2 separate regions of the Homo sapiens genome follow, and region 1 is linked to region 2. Evidence: chromatin loops called from intact Hi-C (ENCODE). Cell type or tissue: MCF 10A. All regions are shown on one strand. Links, peaks and the distances in the headings refer to the core of each region. The heading gives the core; the rest is flanking DNA. Region 1 has its middle 180 kb from the start of USP12-AS1. Region 2 has its middle 14 kb from the start of RASL11A.

Region 1 (2,916 bases), core at 269-2,768, 340 kb before region 2:
ATGGTGTTTTCAACAAATTGTGCTACAACAAATGAATATCCATATGCAAAAGAATGAAGATGTACATTTATCCCACACCATACACATACACAAACACACACACACACACACAACTCAAAAGGGATCAAAGACCTAAATGTAAGTGATACAACTGTAAAACTCTTTGAAGAAAGCATATGACTAAATCTTCATGACCTTTGATTTGGCAAAGGCTTCTTAGATATGAGACCTAAAGTATGAACAACAAAAGGAAAAACAGATAAATTGGACTTCATCAAAATTAACACATTTGTCCTTCAAAGGACACCATCAAGAAAATGAAAAGACACCTATTGAAAGGAAGAAAAATTTTGCAAATCATATATCTGATAATGGGATTGTATCATATATCTGATAAGGGAATTGTAAAGAACTCTTTGCAACTCAATAACAAGAAGAGGAACCACTTGATTCTAAAATGAGCAGAAGACATGGCTAGGCATTTCTCCATGGAAAATACACAAATGCCCAGCAAATACATGAAAACATGCTCAACATCATTAGCCATCAGGGAAATGTGAATCAAATCATAATGAGCTACCTCTTCACACCTACAGGATGGTCAGATTAAAAATGACAACAACAGCTGGTGACAATGTGGGGAAAGAAGCGTCAAAATATTAAACGTAGTTAACATTTGACCCAGTAATTCCATTCCTAGGTATATGCACACACAAAAAATGAAAACAGGCTCACACAAAAACTTGCACATGAACGTTCATAGCAGCATTATTCAAAATTGCCAAAAAGTAAAAACAGCTCTAATGTCTATCAACTGACGAGTGCATAAATAAAATGTAGCACATTCATACAAAGGAATATATTCAGCAGTAAAAAGGAAAGAAATACTAATACATGATAAAACATAGATGGGCCTTGAAAACACTAAGCTAACGAAAAAGGCCAGCCAAGAAAGACCACACAATCAAGTGATTCTGTTTATATGAAATGCCCAGGATAGGCAAATCCACAGAGACAAAAAAGTAGCTTAGTGGTTGGCAGGGCCTAGGAGAGAAGGGGAGATCGAGGGGTCACGGCTGAAGGGTATGGAATTTCCTTGGGAGGAGATGAGGGTGTTCTAAAATTGTGATGATGGTTGCACAACTCTGTGAATATAAGAGCTAAAAACTATTCAATTGTACACTCTAAACAGGCGAGTTCACTGGCATATGAATTACATCTCAATGAAGCAGTTATGAAGAAGAGAAAGAAGGAAGAGAAGGAGAAAAGGAAGGAAGGAAAGAAGGGGAGGAAGAAAGAAAGGAGAGAGATTCCTGCCCCAAAGACCTTCTTAAACTAAAGACAGTTGGAGAACACACTCTAGGCTCAGATGTGTCCTCATTGTGTCCGTGGGTAAGATGAATAGTAATTAACTCTCCTGCCAATGTCCCCTGCCACAGCTTCCTCTGAGCAGCAGGGTCTGGGACAGGCAAAGGGAACAAAGACTGTATCTGCCATGGCCTCTATCACTTCAGGGCACAATGCTGACTCTAGTCCCCCAAGTAGTATAAAATACTTTTGATAGAGCATGACTTTTTACCTACGCTTGACCAGAAATGGATCCCTGTGTAACCCTGTGTACAGAAATTACTAATCCTAGCTTTAGGATGAAGTTGCTATTGGTACAAATAGCCACAAGATGACAGTGTCGTCCTACTCAAATTCTTAACACAAGGCCCTGTCCTCAGCTCCTCTTCATAAGAGGTGTAAATGAAGTGATGCTAGTTTCCTGCCCTTCTGAGAACACTAGGCTTGAATTGTATTTGAATCAATTTTTTTTTTTTTTGAGACGGAGTTTCACTCTTGTTGCCCAGGCTGGAGTGCAATGGCATGAGCTCGGCTCACTGTAACCTCCAACTCCAGGGTTCAAGCAATTCTCCTGCCTCAGCCTCCCAAGTAGCTGGGATTATAAGCATGCACCACCACGCCCAGCTAATTTTTTGTATTTAGTGGAGACAGCGTTTCACCATGTTGGCCAGGCTGGTCTCAAACTCCTGACCTCAGGTGATCCACCCGCTTCGGCCTCTCAAAGTGCTGGGATTACAGGCATGCACTACCACACCCTGCCATGAATCAATTATTATAAAATAACTATTAAAGTATTAGCTAAATGAGAAGGAATCATGCTTAGGATTAAATAGCCCTTCTTTATTAAACCTTCTTACCAAAAATGTGATGGGAAAACTATTCAAGAATGAAAGCAAAGATTGCATTTTGATGGTTTCAACAGAAAAATGGATAAGCATGATATGGTTCATACAAGCAATGGAACATGATTCAGCCTTAAAAAGGAAGGAAATTCTGACACATGCTACTACATGGGTGAACCTTGAGGACATTATGCTAAATTAAATAAACCAGTGCAAAAGGAAAAATATTGTATGATTCTACTCATATGAGGTATTTAGAGTAGCCAAACTCATAGAGACAGAAAGTAGAATGGTGGTTGCAGGGGCTGGGGGAAAGAGCGGGGAGTTGTTTAACGAGGACAGTTGCAGTTTTGCAAGATGAAAGAGTTCTGTAGATAGTGGTGATGATGTGAATGTATTTAATGTCACTGGTGCACTTAAAAATGGTTAAAATTGGTAAAGTTTATGTGATGTATATTTTACCACAATATTTAAAAAGTAAGTTACTTTTAAAAATTTTCAGAATCATTTTTTGGGGGAGCATTGAAAAGTCCTCAGATGAGATGGTCACTCCCAGAATGAGGCAGAGAAGCGGGAGGGGAAGAGGGTGTCTGGAGAAGGGTGGGCACAGGCCCACCAGCCCAAAACATCCCTCCCCACCCTTTGCTGACCCCGCTCCTCTCGAAGCTTCTGGCCACCCTGCTGCTCAGCAGCTCAGATCCAGGTGGCTGAGGGCCACTCTGGATGA
Region 2 (2,916 bases), core at 260-2,759:
CTCTGAATCTAAAGCCAGTGCTCTTTCAGAATCCAAATCCATGCCTCGCTGCCAGGCTCGGGCAGCCCAGAGCAGAAGAAAATGGGACTCTGTACTGGATTCCTGAATTCTAGACTAGAGTGTGGTTTAGCTGATATGAAATCCAAATGGCTCCCATAAGAGACAAGTGTCTTTCTCCCACACATGCAGGTAAGCTGGGCACTGATGCTCCGCTCTGGGGATTCTTGGGGGCCCTGGCACCCCCTCTCTGTCTCTCTGCCTTTCCCAGGTGCCACCCTCACGATGGCTCTCAGCCACGTCCACATTCCTGGTAGCAGAAAGGGGGCTGGAAAGGGCAGGGCAAGAGCAGGCTCCCTTCCTGTTTTTTGGAGACAGAGTCTCGCTCTGTTGCCCAGGCTGGAGTGCAGTGGTGCAATCTTGGCTCACTGCAACTTCTGCCTCCCGGGTTCAAGAGATTCTCCTGCCTCAGCCTCCCGAGTAGCTGGGATTACAGGTGCTGCCACAACGCCCGGCTAATTTTTTGTATTTTTAGTAGAGATGGGGTTTCACCATGTTTGCCAGGCTGCTCTCGAACTCCTGACCTCAGGTGATCCACCCGCCTCAGCCTCCCAAAGTGCTGGGATTATAGGCGTGAGCCACCGTGCCTGAGCCAGACTTTCTTCCTTTAAGGCAAGGGCGCTGAACTTAACCATATCCCTTCATTCACTTCCACCATGTGACAGAGAAATGCACTCCTTAGCATGGCGGCTCTTGTCTGACCGAAAATTACAATTTATTTAAGGAGCTGAGAATATTGTAAGATAGAGTTTCTTGGGTTTTTGCAGGTTTGTATGGGACGAAAAAGAGAAGGGGTGATTTTCTTTCAAGTCTGGCTAGAAAAGGAAGTGGATGTTTGCTCCCCAATGGCATTGTCCTGTGTCTTCTCAGTGGCTTCTCTGTTTCTGGGCCCGAGAAGCCTGGAGACTCCAGGGCGCCTGTCTCAGCATCTCCTGAGTCACCCACACCAATCACAGCAAGGTCCCCAGCCTCAGCTGGGTGTGGTCAGACTGGAGAACACATCTGATGGTCAATGTCATCCTCATTTATGAATGTGGGGAGCTTGGGATGGAGGAAATGAGAGAAGTGGTAATTCATGGGCTCTGGTTCTCTATCTGGAGATGTAAAAGGAGTTGGGTGTAGTGGCCAAAGCTGGGCTTCCTTTCTGTGCCAGTTCCATGGGCTCTGGTGCCCTCTAGCCTGGCCCTGAGATCAAAGCACCCCTGGGTGGGGTGGGAAAGGCATCTGAAAATCAAACTTGATTGGTGCTGCTGGAGCTGTTCAAACCTGTGAAAGGTAGACTAGATAGTGGATTATGCAAGTCCTTTTGGAACTTGGGTAAGTTATTTCGCCTACCTGGCCCTTAAATTCTTCATTTATAAAATGAAAGGTTGAGGTTACATTAATGCTCCACAGAATCTAGCATGTAGTAGAATCACACTTGTCTAAATGCACTGTCAGAGATCCTGACACAGGCTGGGTGCAGTGGCTCACGCCTGTAATCCCAGCACTTTGGGAGGCCGAGGCAGGCAGATAACCTGAGGTCAGGAGTTCGAGACCAGCCTGGCCAACATGGGGAAACCCATCTCTACTAAAAATACAAAAATTAGCAGAGCAGAGCGTGGTGGCACATGCCTGTAATCCCAGCTACGCGGGAGGCTGAGGGTGCAGAATCACTTGAACCCAGGAGGCAGAGGTTGCAGTGAGCCTAGATCGCACCATTGCACTCTAGCCTGGGTGATGAGAGCGAAACTCCGTTTCAAAAAAAAAAAATAAGAGAGAGATCCTGACACAGCAATTCCAGCTGGGGCCCAAGAATAATAATACCCAAAACCTACTGAGCACTTGACATGTGTCAGACACTGTTCTGAAGAGTTTTATTTCTGGATTAACTCATTTTATCCTACAACAGACCTGTGAGGTATGTATTTATCATCCTGATGTTACAGATATGCAAATTGAGGCACATGGCAGCTGACAGACTTTCCCCAGGTCATACAATTAGGGAGCCGCAGAGCTGAGACCCAAGGCCTGTGACGTTGCCTGCCAATCTTGCATTCTTTGGTACTGCTTTTTTTTTTTTTTTTTGTTACAGAGTCTCGCTCTGTTGCCCAGGCTCACTGCAACCTTTGTCTCCCAGATTCAAGTGATTCTCCTGCCTCAGCCTCCTGAATAGCTGGGATTACAGGCACCTGCCACCACACCTGGCTAATTTTTGTATTTTCAGTAGAGACGGGGTTTCACCATGTTGGCCAGGCTGGTCTCGAACTCCTGACCTCAGGTGATCCACTCGCCTCGGCCTCCCAAAGTGCTGCGATTACGGACGTAAGCCACCGTGCCTGGCCTTCTTTGCTACTGCTTTAACAAGACGCTGTCATAAACCACAAGCCAGCCTTTCTGCTGGATCTGTAAATAAACATTGCCCCAAGGGAGCTTGAACTTTAGTAAAGAAGCTAAGATTGATGCTCAAATCACGGAATACAAGGCTGACCCACAAAGAAGCCCAAGAAAGGAAGAGCAATGTGCCCTGGGAGCAGAGTGGGTGGTCCACAAGGGGGCTCCAGTCTTTCTGACAGGAGGGGTTAAAGTGAGCATCTGAGAGAAGGAGGCACTGAATGTGGCTCCCAAATTGAGGAACATGTCAGGGGTCGGGTAGGCGGGGAGCTTCCAGCCAGAGACAGTGGCCTGTGCTCAGAGTACCAGGTACTGATGTGACTGGGCATTCTCCAAGGTGCAGGTCCTTTGGTTTGGTGCGGACACATATAAGAGAGACTCAGTGGGAGGGAAGGCAAGTCTGCGTCCAGATTGTGAAGAGCATTGATGTCCTTCCAAGACAGGAAAGAGGCAGTGGAAGCCCCAGGGGCAGCCAATACAGCAGAA

The links. Hi-C counts contacts between places; a loop is a spot of excess contacts. Peaks named below come from ENCODE experiments on the same cell type or tissue, not always from the same donor. Only the 100,000 strongest peaks of a DNase experiment are listed, where the experiment ranks them.
Region 1: it touches region 2 in a loop (21-fold over the local background); 11 of 110 quality-filtered maps call a loop at or near these places.

The regions. Positions count from the first base shown.
Region 1 is chr13:26,945,454-26,948,369 of GRCh38, forward strand. No RefSeq gene overlaps it. Among named protein-coding and RNA genes, the nearest start is that of USP12-AS1, 180 kb to the right of the region's middle. In MCF 10A, for the core only: a CTCF peak has its summit at 1,671 (motif pointing right); a DNase peak (open chromatin) is centred at 1,678.
Region 2 is chr13:27,283,095-27,286,010 of GRCh38, forward strand. No RefSeq gene overlaps it. Among named protein-coding and RNA genes, the nearest start is that of RASL11A, 14 kb to the left of the region's middle. In MCF 10A, for the core only: no CTCF peak of the experiment used is centred there; a DNase peak (open chromatin) is centred at 1,237.